Regions from separate parts of the Homo sapiens genome. Here region 2 is linked to region 1. Evidence: chromatin contacts called from ENCODE Hi-C or POLR2A ChIA-PET data. All regions are on one chromosome and are shown on one strand. Each heading gives the region's core, a stretch centred on a gene start or an enhancer-like site at or near the end of the contact. The rest is flanking DNA. Distances are from core to core; before and after follow the strand shown.

What was found. A loop is a pair of places that touch in the nucleus more often than their neighbours do. ChIA-PET counts read pairs that join two places held with the same protein, here RNA polymerase II (POLR2A). Pooled maps may share reads with other maps.
Region 2: a pooled map shows a loop between it and region 1 (2.9-fold over the local background). The contact joins the enhancer-like site here to the promoter of CSE1L in region 1. A Hi-C loop is called at or near these places in 8 of 50 pooled maps. POLR2A ChIA-PET finds 5 or more read pairs at or near these places in 2 of 52 experiments (BJ and activated naive CD4-positive, alpha-beta T cell).

The regions. Positions count from the first base shown.
Region 1 is chr20:49,044,481-49,050,974 of GRCh38, reverse strand. CSE1L (chromosome segregation 1 like) reads right to left here and starts at 4,663. Exons shown (of 25, transcript NM_001316.4): 1 at 4,552-4,663. CSE1L-DT (CSE1L divergent transcript) reads left to right here and starts at 4,919. Exons shown (of 2, transcript NR_110625.1): 1 at 4,919-5,115. RefSeq lists enhancers at 3,665-4,305, 4,271-4,340, 4,891-5,040.
Region 2 is chr20:48,747,381-48,753,473 of GRCh38, reverse strand. PREX1 (phosphatidylinositol-3,4,5-trisphosphate dependent Rac exchange factor 1) reads left to right here. Exons shown (of 40, transcript NM_020820.4): 2 at 5,594-5,665. Among named protein-coding and RNA genes, the nearest start is that of PREX1, 78 kb to the left of the region's middle. RefSeq lists enhancers at 1,721-1,850, 3,453-4,048, 5,204-5,936. Within about 2 kb of position 2,129, at least 17 of the 41 ENCODE cell types and tissues checked have a DNase peak (open chromatin) inside an H3K27ac peak, as active enhancers do.

The sequences.
Region 1 (6,494 bases), core at 3,414-5,913:
AGATACCTTTGATGTTTCCATCAAAAATATTATTCTTCATCTTTATTTTGGTTGGTTGACTGTGTCAAACAGAAAGAGGTGGACACAACCTTCTAGATTCTAAAACCACAACAGGCTGAGCAAGGTGGCTCACTTCTGTAATCCCAGCACTTTGGGAGGTGGAGATGGGACGATCACTTGACCCCAAGGACCGTTCAAGACCAGACTTGGCAACAATAGTGAGATCCTGTCTCTACAAAAAATTTTAAAAATTAGCTGGGCTCAGGCCGGGCGCGGTGGCTTACGTCTGTAATCCCAGCACTTTGGGAGGCCGAAGCAGGCGGATCATCTGAGGTCAGGAGTTCGAGACCAGCCTGACCAATGTGATGAAACCCCGTCTCTACTAAAAATACAAAAAAAAAAAAATTAGCCGGGCGTGGTGGCATGCGCCTGTAATCCCAGCTACTCAGGAGGCTGAGACAGGAGAATTGCTTGAACCCGGGAGGCAGAGGTTTCAATGAGCCAAGACTGCACCATTGCACTCTAGCTCTAGCCTGGGCAACAAAAGTGAAACTCCCATCTCAAAAAAAAAAAAAAAAAAAAAAAAAAATTAGCTGGGCTTGGTGATACCCTCCTGTGGTCCTAGCTACTAGGGAAGTTGAGGCAGGAGGATTGCTTGAGCCCGGGAGGTCTAGGCTGCAATAAGCTGAGGTCTTGCCACTGCAGTCCAGTATGGGTGACTGAGTGAAACCCTGTCTCCAAAAATAAAATAAAATAAAATAAAATAAAATAAAAATAAATAAATAAAACCACATAATAGAATGAAACCTAAAATGATTAAGTTGAGATGCTAGGGTAGGACTATTTTTAAGTTTAAAAAAAAGTGAGGGGTTATATAAATATGCATGTTATAATCCCTCAAAGTTAAAATACTACATAGATCCCAGAATCTTAATACTCTTTTTTGAGACAGGGTCTGGGTCTGTTACCTAGGCTGGAGAAATGCAGTGGTGTAATTCTGGCCCACTGAAACCTCTGCCTCCTGGGCTCAAGCCATCCTCCTACTTCAACCTCCCAAGTAGCTGGGACTACAGGCACACACCACCACACCTGGCTAATTTTTGTGTTGTTTCTGTAGACATGGTTCCAGTGTTGCCCAGGCTGGTCTGGAACTCCTGAGCTCAAGTGATCCGCCCACCTTGGCCTTCCAAAGTTTATTCTTTGGGAATATTCTTTAAGGAACTATTTGTCAACAAATCCTTTTTATATCGCCTTGCAGATATAGTCTATAAAACCGAATTCTAAGCTTATCCTTAATTTGAGAAAATAAGAGAAATCAGGGACTTTTAGAGAACATTTTACAGGTATTCATAATTATCAACAAGATCAAGCTCTAATTATCTTATGCAACCACAAGTAAAGGTACTTTGACACTCTGAAATATTAGCAATATATAAATGCAAAAAGTGTTACTGATCTAAAAATGACTCAAACTAGAAACAAAACATTCATTTTGGCCAAGTAGGGTGGCTCATGCCTGTAATCCCAGCTCTTTGGGGGGCCAAGGTAAGCAGATTGGTTGAGTCCAGGAGTTTGAGACCAACCTGGGCAACATGGTGCCATCTCTACAAAAAAAAAATAAAAATTAGTTGAGTGTGGTGGTGCACGCCTGTAGTCCTAGCTACTCGGGAGGCTGAGGTAGGAGGATAGACTGAGCCCAGGTCAGCCCAGGCAACACAGTGAGATGGTGTCTCCAAAAAAAAAAGGGAGGGAGAAGATAAGAATTCATTTTTATCACCTTTAAATGAGGGGGTGATACTTTTCTTTCTCCACGTAACTATCTTTGGAAATCTCTACCAATACACAATTAAGAAACTTAAAAAAGCATCACAATAAATCAGTTATGGCAGACATCTAAATTTCCAAGTTCTTCTTGTTGAATGAATGGCCAGACCTAAGTCTAGCATCTTCCCACAGGCCCTCAATTACAGGTGGAGATTTCTGGAATAAAAGCTTTGTTTTCCAAAGCCATCTCACAGACATCTGTGACATAAGCTGATCCAAGATGTCTGCCTTTTTCTTAGATATGTCCTCAACACATTAGAGAACCATTCCCGAGGCCTTACATTTGGGAAGAGGGAAAGAGATCCAATGAATGAAAACTATCTGGCACCCACACATGAAGAACATATCCCAACACCTCAACCTACCCTCTGCTTTCTAACCATAGGAATATACCACTTAGAATCAAATCCAAACTCCTTACATTGCCTACAAAGCCTTCTATGATCCGGGTCCTGGATATTTCTCCCTTCTTCATGTAACACTCTAGGAACCTAAGATATTCCTTAAATATTTCAATATTCCAAGCCGGTTCCTGTCCTTGAGCCTTGAGCCTTCTATTCCCTCTACCTGGAATGTTCTGCCCCTCACCTTTTAATGGCTGGTCTCTACCCAAATGTCACCTCCTCAGAAAAGCCTTCTTCACCTGTCACATAATTCTGTCACTATCTGAAATTATCTAATGTTTTTTCTTTCGCCCACGAGAATACATGGTCCTCAAGGGAAGGGACCTTGTCCATTTTTGTTTTTTCACTATATTCCCAGAGATTAAGTGGATGCTCAATAAAGTTATTAAATGAATAAAGAAACAAATTAATTCCAAAACTAGAGCACTGCTCTTGCATCCATCCAATCCTGTCCCAGACCCCAACCAGCAGAAGTAATCAGAAGGGGAGAGAGACTTCCCTTGCACTGATGGTAAGAAGTGAAAGATAAAGGGTTGTAGGAGCGGAGAGACGAGGTCCATTAGGATCCTCTGAAAGCATGTCAAAAAAAAAAAAAAAAAAGAGAGAGACACACACAGAGAAAGGCCAAAGATATGACTATGTGGGCCCAAGGTGAGAAAAAGAGCAATTGGTGGAATCCAAGACTAAAGGGTCCCCTTCTGTGCCTCCAAGGAAGAATAATACTTGTGCATCTACCATGTGGCAAGCACAGGTGGGATGGCACCCACCAGGGAGAGAGAAGTAAGCAAGACAGACAAGGTCCTTGCTCTCAAACAGCTTACATTCTAGCAGTTGAGAAAGATAACAAGTAAGCAATAAGTAAGTGTTAGTAAATGCTATGAAGTAACTAAAACCAGGTGATGTTGATGGAGAGCCATGGGAGAAAGGTCCTAGACAGGTTGATTAGACAGCCTGATCAACATGGTGAAACCCCGTCTCTAATAAAAATACAAAAATTAGCCGGGTGTGGTGGCGTGTAGTCTCAGACCTGTAGTCTCAGCTATTCGGGAGGCTGAGGCAGGAGAATCGCTTGAATCCGGGAGGCGGAGGTTGCAGTGAGTCGAGATCGCGCCACTGCACTCCAGCCTGGGAGGCAGAGCGAGACTCTCTCTCTCAAAAAAAAAAAAAAAAAAAAAAAAAAAAGAAAAGAGAAAAGAAAAAGAAAAAGAAAACAAAAGAAGAGGTTGGTTAGGGGAGGCCTAAGGTGAGGGAAACTTGGGAGAGGCGGCCTGCCTTGCAAAAATGTTGGTACTTCCCCAGCAAACAAAAGGCATGTGCAAATAATTTTAAATCGGAATAACCCTGGAATATGGAAGAAACAGAAAGCCACACTGGCTAAGGAGAAAGATGGGTGGGAGAGATGAATAAACAACCGTCAGCTCCCAGGGAACCTTTGTAAACCACGGTAAATAACTCAGCGCATCCTCAAAGCCACTTTCCGAGGTAGATTCTGTTATTAACCCCATTTTGCAGCTAAGGAAATGGAGGCTCAGTGAGATGAGGTGACCAGCCTCAAGTTACACCCCTAACGAGAGGCTACGTCTGGAATGAACCCAGGCGATCTAATTCCAAAGTCTATGCTCCGAACCACCACAGCACAGCGTTTCTCCCAAAACGAGGGAACCCTCCCCCAACCCGCGTTACAGGGGATTTCTATGTCCCGGGTGTACCGACTAGAATTCTCACAAACAATTCAGCAAAGTGAGATCACGATGCCCGTTTTACAGTCAGGGATACAAGTACAGAGGTTAGAGAAGGGTGAGTTCGGGGGCTTCACTAGAGTTAGGGCAAGGGACGACGCGAGGCAGCCGCAGCTCCACGCGCCCGCAGTCCCCGCCCGGGCAGGCCTCGCCGCCGCACACTCAGCTCGCGCGGCTAGCAGCCACCGTCGCAGAGAATGGACATGCGAGCGCGACCAATAAGGAGCGGCCTTCCCGAGCGGAGAGGCGGCGGCGCAGCCAATCAGCGCCGTGATGGAGAGGAAAGGGCGGGCAATCCGCAGGCTCGCGTTAGGCCGCGCCTCAGTTGCCCTCAGCCCTCACAGGCCCTGGGGTCGCCGCACCTGGGCCAGAGACCTAGGATGCCGCGAGGCGCGGCAAGCGCTCCCTAGGGAAGCCGAAGACCTTGCCTGAGCGCACCACCCGAACCCCGGGCCCACATTCCGCTCTCGCCCAGAGGCGCGGTTCTCACTCCCTAGCGCTCGTTAGTACCGGGAGCGCCTCATCCCTTCCTCAGCTGGGCCCCAAGAGCCACTCTGGTAGGCCGTGCACGCCCCGCGCCTCACCTCGTGGGGATACAGAAACGGAGGAGGGAACCCCAGCCGCGGACCGTAGCTGGCACTACCCGCTCCTGCCGCCGCTCCGCCTCACATTCAAACCCCGGCAAAATGGCGCGACAGCGAGCCTGAGGCCAGAGCGCATGAGCGAGCGGCCCGCTGCAGGGGGCGGGGCCAGGAATGCTCTGGCCCCACCCAAGTTCGAAGGGCCAATCGGGGCCCCGCTCTGTTTCTGCGCTGATCTCACAAGTGACAATGCTCTTTGGCTCTGACCATGCCAGCAGGCTTCACGGTTCTCGTTTTCCAAAGAGGAACACAGATTCAGCGAGCGGCTGCTGGCTTCTGACCCATTTTGATGTCAGGGCTTGGCACGTAGGAGGTGTTCAATGTTGATCGATCCAAGGTCGTGCACATAGGGTCTAAGACGGAAGAGAACTTCCTGCCCCTCTTGGAGCTTCTATTTTAGAGGGAGACACGGCCAGACAGGTCTCGAACTCCTGGCCTCAAGTGATCCGCACACCTTGGCCTCCCAAAATGCTGGGATTCCAGGCGTGAGCCACCGCGCCTGGCCTGGTATGTAAGTTTTGGTACTCTTATTACAGCCCACAAACCATATGGGATCTGGCCCCTGCCAGCCTGCCTGCCCTCATCACCTTCCGCTTCCCTCCTCTCCTCACCCTCACTCAGCTCCGCCACCCCACCTTCTTCCTGTTCCTCTAAGCTCCAAGCTTATTTCCACTTTAGAGCATTTATACTTGCTGTTCCCTGTGCTGGGATGTTCTAGATTCCTGAATGATTGGCTCCTTCTTTACATTTAGGTTCCAGCTCAAATGTCACCTCCACAAAAGAGGCCTATCTGAAATTGCCCACTCACCACCACCCAGCACACAAATTAGGGTTGCCAGGTTTAGCAAATAAAATGCAGGCTGCCCAGGTCAATGTAAATTTTAGAAAAAAATTTATAATTTTCTAGTATAAATACTGTGTAGGACATATTTATACTTAAAAATCATGCATTGCTTATCTGAAATTCACATTGAACTGGGTGCCCAGTGTTTGATCTGGTAAGCCTAGTTCCATGATATCATTATGGTATTTATCACTCTCCAACTAATTGTCTCTTCTTTATTTTGTTCCTCCTTCCGCTTCTCCCCTCCTAAACCCCTGCCCTCCTCCCCATCCATAACCTAAGGGATTCTATACAGCAAGGGCTTTTCTTTTTTTTTTTTTTTTTTAAAGACAGAGTCTTGCTCTGTCGCCCAGGCTGGAGGGCTGGAGTGCAGTGGTGCTGTCACAGCTCACTGCAACCTCTGCCTCCCAGGTTCAAGCAATTTTCCTGACTCAGCCCCCCAAGTTACTGGGACTACAGGTGCCCGCCACCATGCCCCGCTGATTTTTGTATTTTTAGTAGACACGGGGTTTCACCATATTGGCCAGGCTGATCTTGAACTCCTGACCTTGTGATCCGCCAGCCTTGGCCTCCCAAAGTGCTGGGATTACAGGCATGAGCCACCACGCCTGGCCAGGGCTTTTTTTTTTTTTTTTTTTTTCTTTTAAGAGGCAGGGTCTTGCTCTGTCACCCAGGCTGCAGTGCAATGGCACAATCATAGCTCATTGCAACCTCGACCTCCTAGGCTAAAGCAATCCTCCCACCTCAGCCTCCTGAGTAGCTAGGACTACAGGCACCTGCCACCACACCTGGCTAATTTTGAATTTTTTTGTAGAGATGAGCTCTCACTATGTTGCCCAGGCAAACTCCTGGCCTCAAGTGATCCTCCCACCTCCGCCTCCTAAAGCACTGGGATAGGGCTGGGCATGGTGGCTCACGCCGGTAATCCCAGTGATTTGGGAGACCGAGGCAGGCAGATCACCTGAGATTGGGAGTTTGAGACCTGACCAACATGGAGAAACCCCGTCTCTACTAAAAATACAAAATTAGCCGGGTGTGGTGG
Region 2 (6,093 bases), core at 880-3,379, 290 kb after region 1:
TGCCAGGAGCACCCCTGTCCTCAGTTGTGACAACCCAAAATGTCTCTAGACATTGGCACATGTCTTCTAGGGGGTAAAATCACCCCCAAGTTGAGAACCACTGGGCTCAGGTTAGGGCGACAGGTGAGACCTGGCCTGGCATCGGGAGACCTGGTTCTAATCTGTGTTTTGTCACCAGTTTGCTGTTTGACCTCAGACCAGTGTCTCATACTCTTGGTATCTCCATTAAGTGGGAGCTTGTTGGAGATGGCAAACTCATCATCCTTCTAACCCTCTCCCTGCCACATCCATGGCAGACATCACTAATCAATTATGATGTGGCTTCCTGCTCAGTCTAGAGCTCTGGGGACCCTGGAAACACTCAGGCTGGGAGCTGAGTAAACAGTCTCTCTGGTCCTTCTCTTATGCCCCAGAAGACCTGGATATACATTTAGAGGAACTTGAACGCCTGGGCTCGAGGAAACATGTGCATCACCTAGAGGAACTTGTATACCCATACCCCAGTCGACGAGAGTATACAGCTGAAAGAACTTACACCTGAGTGCCATTGTTTACAGTAAGGATGTTTGAAACAAGTGTCTGCAGCATGGCAGTGGTTACTTCATGCTGTGATTTTGACTAGTAAGCAATGAAATGAACAACTTGAGGTCTGTCTTATTGTGGATTCCCCAAAGAACATGACCCGAGACTGATTCAAGGGCAAGTAGCATACTTGGGAGGTCACCCCAGGAAGCATCAATAGGAGAGTGGGGGAGTGAGGCAGGGAGGAGAAGGCAGCCAAGAAAGGTGTGTCATCAAGCGGGTTACCATGGGGGCCACCGGAGCTGAATCCATCAAGGCACTCGGGGAGATAGTGTCCATCGAGTGCCTCAGTTTCCTCATCTGTCTTTTCATGCCAGGTCCTGCTGGCCATCACTGAGGGCTGCTCCCAGGCAGTCTTACTTCTTCCGCACCTCTGGCCTGCCCTGCACATGAGAGCGGGGTCTTCAGGCCAAGAGATGCAGGTGCTGGCAGCTCGATGTGGTGTGGGGTAAGGGTGGGGTCTGGATAGCAGATGTTGCCCAGTGTACATATCAACATGGGTAAATGTGGAAGACATGATGTTGAGTGAGAAAATCAAGTTGCTGAAAGCATGCTACTTATAAAAATGTTGTGAACATGCAAAACAATATTCTCTCTTGCTTATAGATGCACACAGCTTGGTAAGTGGGCAGAGGCATGCGTGGGAATGAGGAGCACCAGCTCCAAGTACCTTGCAGGGAGAGAAGGTGCCCAGTGGCTCACCTCTCTCTGTAATGATTCCTTTCTGCCTTTTCTACTTAATACATGGAGGTTTGATATTTGCATGGTACTGTGGGTAAACTGAACTAATCTCGAGTGCATACTGCTGGGGCTTTGCATATGCAGTGACCTGTGTCTCCACTGCTCAGATCAAGATATAGAACATTTCCAGCACCCCCAAGAGCCTCCTCATCCCGTTTCCAGTCTGTGCCTCCCCTAGACTTGTTGAATTTCTTTTTGCAAATGGTTTCAAGCAAATTCGGTGTAGTATTAAGATTTGCCAAAGCTGGGTAGTGATGAGTTTGTGGGTGTTTGTTGTTTCTCTCTATTCTTTTCTGTATCCCTGACGTATTTCATCATCACATTCATAAAATGAAGAGGAGGACTTGGGCAGATGTGAGGACAAGTGGTCCAGGCATGGGCAAAGCTTCCGAGGCTGGAGGAGTTTCTCAGGCAGCCCTGGAAATCCTGAGAACAGTATTGTGTCTAAGGGAGGCTTCGGAGATGAGAGCTGCTTTTGACCTGAGTGTTTCAAAGCTGTCAAGCCTTGGACAAAGGAAGAGTCGCCCTGGAGGGTCCCTTTCACCATCCTGCCAGTGCAGGGGACGCCGTGCTGCCTGGAAAAGCCAGTCGTGCCTTGGGCAGCAGGAGGGCTGGTCCCAGAGCCTCTGCTGCCCATTCTTTCCGGGTCACGAGCTGCCCATTGTGGCCTTCACACCGGCTTGTTTGCAGTTCCTCAGTGGGTGGCCCGAGCCTCCCATTGTTGCAGCACAATAGCGGTGGCAGAGCTCGTGTGAAGAAACCAGGACAGGAAGCCCCAATCTAGGCCAGCGGAGTGCGGCACTCCCAGCTTCCTGCCCTCCCTGGCTGTGCTGGGTGAGGCTGCCTTTGTCTCCCTCTAGTCTGGGGAGGCTGGAGCTTGACTTCCTGTCAGTATCCCAGGCCCTGTTAAAACATCCTCTAGGAACCCCAGTCCCTGTCCCCTCCGCTCATTGTCGTTTCAAAAACAGGATCCACAGACTTCCAAGGAGCCTGAGTCGAGGTCTCCGGCATGGGTCAGGCACTGTGCCAGGCGCATTCCAAACCTTCCTTTGATTTTCAAGCACCTGCTATTTGCTGAGCACTACATTTGGCCCTGAAGACGTAGCTGTGAACAAGACAGGCAGGGTCCCTGCCTTCAGGGAGCTTCCATTCACTTTATCCCATGACATTCTAAAAGGTGCTGTATTCCTATGATTCCACTGGGAAGAGTAAATGAAGACTTAGAGAGGCTAGTGCACTTTCCTGAGGTCACACAGCAGGAAGGACCCATGGTTGAAACTCAGACTCACCAGTTTCCAAACCTGGCCTCTGATGTTGGATTGGGGGTTATGGTTTCATCCCAGCCATGATCCCTGCTTATCCTGGCCTTTCCCTTAGGAGCTTGTATAGATTGCTTAACCTCAGTTTCCTCATCTGTCAAATGAGCTCCTAACGCAAGATGGGAAGATAGGAGTTTGCATTAAGAAGAGGAGGGCCTCTTGGCGGAGGTGACATTTGAACTAAGGCCGGATGGATGAGGAGGCTGCTCAGGGCAGAATGGGGGAGAACATCTTGCAAGCAGGAACAGCATATGCAAAGGTCCTGAGGCAGGAGTGTATTTGGCAGGTGGATAGAATCTAGAATGAGAGTGTGGCTGAAGATTATTTATATTGAGGTGTGTGGGAGGATGAAGTACTGGAAGATGAGATCAGAGAGATTAACAAGGACAAGATCATGGGGACCATGGAAAGATTTGGATTTTAAGTGCAGTGGGAAGCCATGGAGATTTTAAAGGCATGGATTGACTGATCTCCTGTACATATTTAAAGGGATCTCCCTGGCTGTGTGTGTAGAGAACAGACTTTTGGGAGGGTGAAGGGGACCAGGAGGGAAATGGCTGTGTTAGTCCAGGCAGGAGATGATGATGGCTTGGACTGGGGGGGTGGTGGCTGTGGAGATGGGGACCAGTGGTTGTAGTATTCAGGTAAAGCTGGTAACATTTGCTGATGTATTGGAAATGGAGTGTCAGAGGAGAGGGGCTGAGGACGGCTAGTGGGTTTTGGCTAGAGCCCTTGAAAGACAGAGGTGCCATTAAGTGGGGAAGAGTTCGGTGTGAGTTTGGGAAAGGTCATTAATTAAGTGTTGGACAGGCTGAGTTTGGACATCCAGGTGGAGACACTGAATCTGCAGCTGGAGATAAGAGTCTGGGGGTTTCAGGGGAGAAGTCCAGGCTGGGGATATAAACATGGGGGTCATAAAAAAAGGGGATTTAACCCATTTATGCTGGAGGTTGCAATTTTTTTTTTTAATAAAAAATCAGACCTTGGCAATGACCTTGAAGAGTAGGATATAAGTAACTCCCACAAGCTTAGCATTCCAGTAATGGAACACTAGGCATAAATGGGTTAAAGCCCCAAGACTGGCTGAGATGGCTCTGCACTCTGTGTGGACAGAGACGAAGCTGCTTCCTGTGTCTTGCCTTCCTCTGTGACTCGCCATGTGGACTGTCATTGCGCCCCCTCCCAAGAGGCTTGAGTCTGGGCAGGTGGCCGGGCTCCCGGGGGCAGGCATGGACGTGTCGTGTCTCTGGGTGATGGAAAGGATCTGACAGCCTTGTGCAGAGGGCTAGCCTCCTCTCTGCTTACCTGCTCCGCTTCCCCTGACCCCAGCACTATCTTGGGCTGTCCCCGCCATCTCTCCTGCACTCAGAGATCTCCCTAGACAAGCGTGGTGGGATGAGACAGGCCCCTGCAGCCCATGTCTTAATCAGCCTGCACCTGGGCTCTGTGACAGGGAGACCATGTGCTCACCTGGAGCAGCCCCCGTGTGGACCCCCAATCTGTCATCCATCTTGGCAGGGCAGGTGACTGATAGGCCCCACAGCTCCCCGTGGCCCTGTGGCTATGACAGCACCATGAATTCCTTTTCCCAGGGGTCTCCATGTGGCTGCTTCCAGGTTAGCCTACAGCCAGATCCCACATCCTGGAGTTCCGGCAAACCAGGCGGAGGTGGCTGTGGGTGCTGGGCCTCGGTCTCCCTTAGGTGCTGACTCTGCTGTCTCTCCTTTCCCCAACATTTATCCCTGTGACTCTCTCAGCCCATACGTGTGACCCCTCGGCAGCTCTTCTTTCTGCCACTTTTCTACCCACACCACCTGGTGCCAGGCCACCGTCATCTCTTGTTGGCACCATTGCACCCTACTGCCCTGGTCCCCCCACTTTTACTCACAACCCCTAAAATCCAGTTCCTTGCAATAACAGAGGGCTTTTTCACCAACACTTCAAAACTGGGAGACTTTTCTTTTGAAAAAAAATTCTAATTTCTGGCTTCATTAAAAACCACAACAACACCCAAATCCGAACCTCTGGTGGTCCTGGGCCTGCGGCCTCCCCACGTGACCCCACATGAATGGTGCACCCTCGGCTCCCGCAGCCCCTGTCACTCCTGCCCTGGTGTCGTCACACTCATCTACTGCGTCTCACAGAGGAGAGACGTGATTTGTCTGTTCCAAGCCCCTGAAAGGGTGGTAGAAGGACCATGGTCCATTCAAACAGTACATTCCTGGCATCTGCAAGGAAGCTTCTTGTGAGATGATCTGGAAGGATCTCTGAGCTATATTAAGTAGAAAATCCAGGTGCGGGTCATCCAGTATACGTTGCTATTTTTTGGTGTGTAAAGAGGTTAAAAAAAAAAAGGAATAGATGTGTATGTGTGTGTGTTTGTTTTTGCATAGATTTTTTGGAAGAATACCCAAGAAACTAGTAGCTGGGGTTCCTGTAGGGGTTGGGGAGGGACTAGATGGTTTGGGGCTGGGGTAAGGAGAGAGACTTTCTCTGTTTTTGCCATTTTTATTTTTGACTTTTGAGCCATGTGACTGTGTTATTACTCAGAGGTTAAATTGTAAAGCAAAGTAAAAAAAAAATTGAAAGGGGAAATGAATTAGAGTCTGAGAGGCGCCCCTGGGTGAGGAAGCAGGTGTGTATCTTTTTGGGCCAAAGGTTCCTCGAAGGCAGGGGCTTTGAGATTTTCTCTGCTGTATCTTCAGGGCCCAGTGCAGGGCCTGGCGTCGTAGGTGCACAGCACACCCCTGGTGACCGTGTGGGAGTGAGGGCTGCTCCAGTGTGTTTAAGGTGTAAGCAGAGCACGTTTTTCCTCGTCCTCTGCCTGTGTCCCTGGACTCGTGGTACCTCCCAGATCCTAGTTGGCATTTGAACTTGAGAGCCTTCTGTAGGGCCGTCCATGGGAGAGCTGGAGACGCGGACACTCACCTCTCTCTGCTTCTCTCCTCCAGGCATTCCTGCATCGCATCCGGCAGAACGTGGCCGACTCAGTGGAGAAGGGCCTCACGGAGGAGAATGTCAAGGTGTGGACGCTGGGGCTGGCCCCTGTTCTAGAGCATCTGTGTTGCTTTGTGCCTTGCTCTTCCCGTGCGATGCTCAGAGGGTGTGCATGCAGGGGGAGGCGCATCACCCGCTGGCTGCTGGCCGCCAGCTTTGCCCTGCCCCAGCTTGCTCCCTTCAGCCCCTGGAGGCCTCTTGTCCTGTGAGCAAGCTGTGCTTGGTGGATGTCAGCAGGAATTTTTAGCCCCGGGCCCCACTTTCCAACCCGAGACTTTCCCTCTGTGCTCATTGTGACCCCCCAGTCTTCCGGGCTCCTCGTGTCAGGCCCTCTGGCTTGGAGCCAGTGGAAAATCCTCTCCCAAGTGCCCCCGGGAGCCGGGCACCTCCAGTCCCTCTCCTGGCAGTCCCGGCCCCCGCTCCCGCCCTGGGCATCCAGTGTCCAGGCAGGGCT